2 separate regions of the Homo sapiens genome follow, and region 1 is linked to region 2. A link is an interaction called in ENCODE POLR2A ChIA-PET data of the cell type or tissue named here. Cell type or tissue: HepG2. All regions are shown on one strand. Region 1 holds the start of LOC105369626 (a long non-coding RNA gene). Region 2 overlaps IFFO1 (intermediate filament family orphan 1).

Region 1 (4,000 bases), 180 kb after region 2:
TGGTAACTCTATATCTAACTTTTTGAGGAACTTCCAGATTGTTTTCCAAAATGATCGTATCATTTTATATTCTCACTAGCTGTGTACAGGGTCAGAATCTTTTAAAAATGTAGGTCTGTTCGGCTGGGCGTGGTGGCTCACGACTGTAATCCCAACACATTGGGAGGCCGAGACGGGCGGATCACGAAGTCAGGAGATCGAGACCATCCTGGCTAACATGGTGAAACCCCGTCTCTACTAAAAATACAAAAAATTAGCCGGGCGTGGTGGCACGCACCTGTAGTCCCAGCTACTAGGGAGGCTGAGGCAGGAGAATGGCGTGAACCCGGAGGCGGAGCTTGTGAGCCGAGATCACGGCACTGCACTCCAGCCTGGGCAATTGAGACTCCGTCTCAAAAAAAAAAATGTAGGTCTGTTCATAAAGTGCCTACTACATACGGTTGTTCTAGGGATTATTTGTTAGATATTTTTCTTACAAGAGAATTTTGCCTACCCCAAGGTCAGGAAGATATCTTCCATCTTCTAGAGTGTTTATGGTTCTGAATTTCATGTTTACGTTATGATCCATCTTGAATTAATTTTTGCCTGTATAGCATAAGGTAGAGATTGAGGGTCATTTTTTTTCCAATACAGTATTCAGTTGTTCTAGCAGAACCTGCTAACAAATTTTATTTTCTACACTGAATTGAATTGGTGTTTTGGCCAAAAATCAGTTGACCATCTATGCATGAGTTTATTTCTGGACTCTATTCTATTCCATTGATCTATTGTCTCTCCTTACCAAGAACCGCATTGTTTTGATTACTGTGGCTTTATAGTAAATACTAAAGTCAGGAGGAATACATTTTCCAACTTGGCTCTTCTTTTCTAAAATTTTCTAGCTATTCTAGATTGTTTGCATTTCCAGATAAGTCTTAGAAGCAGTATGTCAATTTCTTTAAAAATACCTGCTGGGGCCGGGTGCAGTGAGTGGCTCACGCCTGCAATCCCAGCACTTTAGGAGGCTGAGGCTGGTGATTGCTTGGGCTCAGGAGTTGGAGTCCAGCCTGGGCAACGTGGTGAAACCCCCTCTCTACAAAAAATATAAAAATTAGCTTGGTGTGGTGGCACACTTTTGGTCCCAGCTACTAGGGAGGCTGAGGCGGGAGGATTGCTTGAGCCCAGGAGGAGGCTGCAGTGAGCGGCGATTGTGTCACTGCACCCCAGCTTGGGTGACAGAGCAAGATCCTGTCCAAAAAAAAAAAAAAAGCTGGAATTTTGATAGGGATTGTGTTGAATCCATATATATATATATCTCCACTTATTCTGATCTTTGATTTATTTCAGCAGGGATTTCAATATATTTTTCAGTCTTGCACATCTTTTGTTACATTTATTTCTATGTATTTGATGTTGTTTATGTTATTTAATATTGCTGTTGTATTTCTGGTTTTCCAATTTTCTGTTGCCAGCATGTAGAAATGCAATTAATTTCTTTTTGAGACGGAAATGCAATTAATTTTTTTTTTTTTTTGAGACGGAGTCTCGCTCTGTCTCCCAGGCTGGAGTGTAGTGGCGCGATCTCGGCTCACTGCAAGCTCTGTCTCCCGGGTTCACACCATTCTCCTGCCTCAGCCTCCCGAGTAGCTGGGACTACAGGCGCCCGCCACCAAGCCCGGCTAATTTTTTGTATTTTTTTTTTTTAGTAAAGACGGGGTTTCACCGTGTTAGCCAGGGTGGTCTCGATACCCTGACCCCGTGATCTGCCCACCTCGGCCTCCCAAAATGCTGGGATTACAGGCGTGAGCCACCACACCCGGCCTAAATGCAATTAATTTTTTTTGTGTATTTGTTGTGTACCCTGCAACCTTGTTCAGTTTGTTAGTTCTATATTTGTTTTGTTTTGGTAGATGACATCCCTCAGGCCCTGCTACTCTGGACTTTCATGATGGAGATGGTAATAGGAATTGTATTAAGAAGGAATGTAGGGATTTACAGTGAGCTGTGTTTAATTTACGGTGTTTAGGCCGCACCCGAAACACATTAGAACAGTCTTTGGAGGAGGGAGGCGGGGTGGGTGGGGCATCCTGTATTTTTAGAGTTGGAGATTCTAAAAGTTCAGTTGTGAACTCTTGATTTCGGTGCCAAGCGGCACTCAAGCCGAAAGGCCACCGACACTCGCCTGCGGGGATCAGGGCGGGATGACCTGGGTACCGCGGTCACGCCAAGGCCGAGGCCCTCACCCTTCCCCTCTTTGGGAAAGGGCAGACAAGTTCCGGGTTCCCTTCTAGGTCCGGGCGAGGGGGAGAGCGCCCCACAGACGACAGGCGCCTCCTGCCTCTCTCCTTCAATAAACAGTCCACAGTGTCCCGGCTGGGCTCGCCGTGGCCTCCGCCTTCCCGGCGGACACACCTGTTTACCCTTCACCGCCGGACGGCCAGGAGGCGCCACGACGACCCCAGCCCCGCCCAGGCTTCTCCGGGATGGACCGGCCTCCCGGGGCACAGATGAGGACCCTGACCCCGGAGGGGCCAGACACTCGCTCCAGGGCCCCTGGCCTGACCCTCTTCCCCTCGCCCCTTCAGGTACCCGGAAATTAAAGAGGAGCTGGAGGAGCTGGACCGCATCACAGAGCAGACGCTCTTTGACCTGTACAAATACAGCTCCTTCACCACTCTCGTGGCCGGCTCCCGCAGCCGTCGCGACCTGCGGGGGACTCTGCCGCACCCCTTGCAGCGCCTGAGGGTCCCGCCCCCGCCTCACGGGGCCCGTCGAGCCCGTAGCGTGGCCTCCAGCTTGCGGGACAACAACCCCCAGGTGGACTGGAAGGACTGGAAGATCGGCTTCCAGCTGGTGAGGCCCGCAGCGCCGAGGGGCCCGCCCCGCCCCTCGCCGGCCCCTGGCCCCGCCCACCCATGGGCTCCGCTCCTTTCCTGACCCGCCCGCGCAGCCCAGTGACACCACGCGGGGCCTCGTGGGCTCGCGGGCAAAAAAAAAAGTAAATAAATACAAATAATAACTAGATAATTAAAATAACACCTCTTGGTGCCCAAGCTTTTGGGGCCTCCTCCCTGGGGTCCTATGTAGAAGCATTTCAGGGGTAGGAAGTCAAATTTATTATGGAAAATGAACTTTTATTATTATTATTATTATTATTGTTTTACTGTTTCTGGTCCTTGATTCAGGAAGGAAAATGCAACTTTCTGAATTCCAGTGCCCACTAGTGGGACTCAGTTAGGACCCTCCAGCGTGATGGAGAACTGGGCTAACAGCCCAAGATAGAGAATAAGGAGACAGTAAAAAAAGGAAACTTAGCTGGGGGCGGTGGCTCATGCCTGTAATCCCAGCACTTTGGGAGGCCTAGGCGTGCAGATCACCTGAGCCCAGGAGTTTTAGACCAGCCTGGTCAACATAGTGAAACCCCATCTCTACAAAAAAAAAATACAAAAATTAGCCCATGTGGTGGCACAAGCCTGTAGTTCCAGCTACTTAGGAGGCTGAGATGGGAGAATTGCTTGAACTCGGGAGATGGAGACTGCTGTGAGCCTTGATCACACCACTGTACTCCAGCCTGAGTGACAGAGTGAGCTCGTCTGCCAAAAAAAAAGAAAGAAAGGAGCAAGGGAAAATGAGGGAGGAGCCAAGGAAAGGAGACAGGGAAGTTCCCATTAGTAAGAGTGGGCTGGGGACTGGAGTCCTAGTCCCAGCTCTTGCTGGGACAAATCTCTTGATCCCTCAGTCTTCCCATCAGTGAAATGGGAGGGAAAGTCTTGCTCCTTCCACCCTAGGCAGGGGAGGTATAAATGAACCAAAACCGTGTGTGTGCAGCTACTGGTCTCCTTTCCTGGCCTGCAACTCCCTTAATCCCATGCTCCCCTGGTCCATGCTCCTAGGGACTTCTGCTTCTCTTCCACTTCTGTCTTTCCCCACTCCTGGCTTCCGACTCCTGTCCGTCAGTCCTCAGAACCCCAGATCACTCATTCTTTGCCCTTGGCCCTGCCAAGGGGCTTATCCCCGGCTG
Region 2 (4,000 bases):
CACATCAAACTGTCCTGCTCCTGCATCAAACCTGGTTTTCTTGGCCAGGTAGATGAGGTTTCCTGGATTTGTGCTGCTAGCTAAAGACATGGCAAGGGAAACCAGTACTCCCCACCCTCCCGTCTACCGCGGCTCACTGTTTCCTCCTCCTGCCTGACCTGATTCTTGTCTCCCTCTTTTGGATGGTGGATTTAAGGTTTGTGTTTTCACTGTGCCTTCAACCAACTAGGGGCCTTTGTGCGGCCATCTTCGTGAGAAGAGATCTCGGGCTGCCATCTCTCCCTAGTCTTCCCTGGACCTCAAGTGCCCAGTGTAAAACATGATCTGAAAGAACGAAAATAATATCTTAAATGGAATCATGCCTTTTAAGCTATTTTTGGCTGGGCGTGGTGGCTCTCGCCTGTAATCCCAGCACTTTGGGAGGCCAACGCGGGCAGATCACTTGAGGTCAGGAGTGTGAGACCAGCCTGGCCACCAACATGTGAAACCCCGTCTCTACTAAAAATACAAAAAGTAGCCAGGCATTGTGGTGGGCACCTGTAATCCCAGCTACTTGGGAGGCTGAGGCAGGAGAATTGCTGGAATCTGGGAGGTGGAGGCTGCAGTGAGCTGAGATTGTGCCACTGCACCACAGCCTGGGTGACAGAGCAAGATTCCATCTCAGGAAAAAAAAAAAAAAAAGTATTTTCAAATCATCTGACTCCTCCTCTCTCCCAGTGCAATGACTTTAGGCAGCAGTCCCCAACCTTTTTGGTACCAGGGACTGGTTTGTGGAAGACAGTTTTTCCACTGACCCGGGGGAAATGATTTTGAGATGATTCAAACATTACATTTATTGTGTACTTTATTACTATTTTTAAAAATTATTATTATTATTTTTAGAGACAGAGTTTTGCTCTTGTTGCCCAGGCTGGAGTGCAATGGCGCAATCTTGGCTCACTGCAGCCTCCGCCTCCCGGGCTCAAGCAATTCTCCTGCCTCAGCCTCCCAAGTAGCTGGGATTACGGGCATGTGCCACCACGCCTGGCTAATTTTGTATTTTTAGTAGAGATGGGGTTTCTCCATGTTGGTCAAGCTGGTCTCGAACTCCCGACCTCAGGTGATCCACCACCTCGGCCTCCCAAAGTGCTGGGATTACAGGCATGAGCCACCGCACCCGGCCTGTGCACTTTATTTCTATTATTATTACATTATAATATATAATGAAATAATTATACATCTCACCATAATGTAGAATCAGTGGGAGCCATGAACTTGTTTTCCGCAACTAGACGGTCCCATCTGGGGGTGATGGGAGATAGTGACAGATCATCAGGCATTAGATTCTCATAAGGAGCACACAGCCTAGATCCCTCGCATGCACAGTTCACGTAAGGTAGGGTTCAGGATCCTGTGAGAATCTAATGCCGCCGCGGATCTGACAGGAGGTGGAGCTCAGGCTGTAATGCCAGTGATGGGGAGCAGCTGTAAATACAGATGAAGCTTCACTCACTTGCCCACTGCTCACCTCCTGCTATTTGGCCTGGTTCCTAACAGGCCACAGACAGGTACTGGTCCGTGGCCTGGGGTTTGGGGACTTCTGCATTAGGGGAACCGTTAGGAGGACTTGCTGACCTCAGGAGTACCCAAGGTGCCTTTATCTTTGTGACCTTTGATCTCTCAGGGTCACTAAGATGGAGCAAGGTAAAGCCAAGGCCCAGAGTGGTGGGCGGGAGGCAGTTCTTCCCCACCGCTCCTCACCTCTCTCTGTCTCCTCCCGTCCCACCCCCAAGTCTGTTCACACAGCGAGCCTGCAGTTTTCAAGGTGGCTTGTCAAGGACATCTCCTGACATGCACGTTCACCTCCTGACCTTGTTCCTGCTGTAAATTTGTGAATTAAGTGGGGACATAGACATATGCAGAGACTACTGGTGGCAGTACTAGCCTTGTATTTCAGTAGAATATATTTGGTTCATTTCCTTCTTCCCAGTCTCCCTGAGTGATGGTTCCAGAACCCAGCTCCCTGCACTCCGGTTCTTCCAAGGTGGAGAAATTGGGGTGTAGGCAGCTGATCTGAACAAGGGCTGGTGGCACTGTATTTTCCCCCTGGGTTGAACAGTCACCGTGTCCTGCTCCTCCCACTACTGTGGGGCCCCAGCTGTGGATCCAAGCCTGCCAGGGAAGCTGTCCCCACTAGGGCTTCTCACCCAGCCAGCCGCCATCTCACCCCAAATGTCACTGTCCTGACCATCTCTGCTGTCTGGCCCTGTAACCTGTTTCCTTCTTTCTCTAAGTTCCCACCCTCTCTGTCCAATCCACATTATGGCAGCTGGTATCCTCCCCGTTCTCTTCACTCAGGCAGTCACGAACGTCATCTCCAGGAAGTTTCATTTTGCTTCCCCTTGCGGCCCCTGCCCTTTGTACCCAAAACAAAGAGAGGCAGTCGACTGTCCCTGGCACTGAGTTTGTGCTGCCTGGGCCCTGCCTCTCCGCCTGCCTCAGAGTGTGGGCTGCAGAATGGGCCCGGGGAGGGAGACCGGATTTCTTTGATTCTGAGCCCCGTGTTTTCCACGTGTGACATTTCTGAAATCAGGACAGGTCTCAGAATCAATGGCACCTCCAATATGGGAGTCTTCCTTTTAGTGTCTGAAAATGGCTTTTAGGTGAGAAAATAAAGTGATAAGGAGAGAATGGTAAGAGGATTGGGCCCCTTTCAGCAGTTAGCCAGGCTTGTATGCCACGGGTCACAGAGAGAGTTAATTCCCTTCGAGGTCTGGGTCTGCCAGGATGAGGAAAACCTGTCGCTAACCCTTACGGGAGCTCACAGTGCAGTGAGGGGACAGCCCAGGACCAGCGCAGTACAGGGGATGAGGGGTGAGCCGGGCCCCATAGGAACCTGTGTGGCCCTGGGAGCCTGTGGATCTGCTCCATCCCGCCCACACTGACTTTCCTCACCACTCTTATCAGTCTTAAAAGAACACAGCCTGCAGCAGTACCTTTGCATTCCTCCATAGGCAAAGATTTCCAGGAAAAGCAGAGGAAACAATGGTGTATTCGCTGCCTTCTGCCTTGGTCTGGTTTATTTTAAAATCTGAGCCTTCAGTAATGGCTGCCTGGGCCCCCGGCCCAGCCACTGCTCTTGGCGTGTTGGCCTCCTGGCGGGGGCAACAGAGGCGCTGTGAACGCCACCTGTTAACCCCGATGGCCCTGCCTGCCCCACCACAGCTGGAGTTGGCCACGGCCAAGAACGACATGAACCGGCACCTGCACGAGTACATGGAGATGTGCAGCATGAAGCGCGGCCTGGACGTGCAGATGGAGACCTGCCGCCGGCTCATCACCCAGTCTGGAGACCGGTAGGCGCCTCCCCTGGGCATGGGGCCTTCCAGGGGGACACAGCGGGGAGAAAGGTTGGAACACAGCCCCAGAGACCCTCAGGCAATGACTGGGTCACATCTTGCTGTGGGGCTGCCCTTTGGGAGTTACCTGGTGGGGCTGGCCCAGACCCACAGCTCTCTCCCTTGGCAGTTGGATGAGCTATGTCCATTCATGACGGGAGGGCTGAAACCTCCCAAGGCCACCAGCTCTGGTGGTTCCCCTGGTTAGAGGCAGTTTAAAAACTGGCAAGGAACAGAAGGGTTGTGGGGGCAGATTTTTATCTAAAGTCAGGGCCATGATTTGTGCATTTGACCCTGTGTAAGTTACACCGCAACAAGAAAGTGAATTTTTAAAAATCACAAAAATACTGCAGATAGACATAAAGCCAAGGCCCTAGAGTCAGGGTGCTGGAGGCTCAGCAGCTTCTCTCCTACTGTGACTTCAGCTATTTCTTTTTTTTTTTTTTTTGGCTCACTACAACCTCCGCCTCCCAGGTTCAAGTGATTATCTTGCCTCAGCCTCCAAGGCGCCCGCCACCACACCTGGCTAATTTTTGCATTTTTAGTAGAGATGGGGTTTCACCATGTTGGCCAGGCTTGCCTTGAACTCCTGACGTCGTGATCCACCCGCCTCTGCCTCCCAA

Evidence for each region. ChIA-PET counts read pairs that join two places held together with the same protein. Peaks named below come from ENCODE experiments on the same cell type or tissue, not always from the same donor. Only the 100,000 strongest peaks of a DNase experiment are listed, where the experiment ranks them.
Region 1: POLR2A ChIA-PET joins it to region 2 with 7 read pairs; 19 of 35 experiments call an interaction of 5 or more read pairs at or near these places.

Annotation. Positions count from the first base shown.
Region 1 is chr12:6,362,275-6,366,274 of GRCh38, reverse strand. SCNN1A (sodium channel epithelial 1 subunit alpha) reads left to right here. Exons shown (of 13, transcript NM_001038.6): 3 at 2,565-2,832. It overlaps LOC105369626 (a long non-coding RNA gene), which reads right to left and starts at 962. Exons shown (of 4, transcript XR_931591.3): 1 at 494-962. RefSeq lists a silencer at 2,541-2,940 and enhancers at 2,405-2,998, 3,491-4,000. In HepG2, a CTCF peak has its summit at 2,430; a DNase peak (open chromatin) is centred at 2,374; H3K4me3 peaks cover 1,099 bases.
Region 2 is chr12:6,540,847-6,544,846 of GRCh38, reverse strand. IFFO1 (intermediate filament family orphan 1) reads left to right here. Exons shown (of 10, transcript NM_001193457.2): 9 at 3,205-3,335. Among named protein-coding and RNA genes, the nearest start is that of GAPDH, 8.3 kb to the right of the region's middle. RefSeq lists an enhancer at 3,968-4,000. In HepG2, no CTCF peak of the experiment used is centred here; a DNase peak (open chromatin) is centred at 2,366; H3K4me3 peaks cover 700 bases.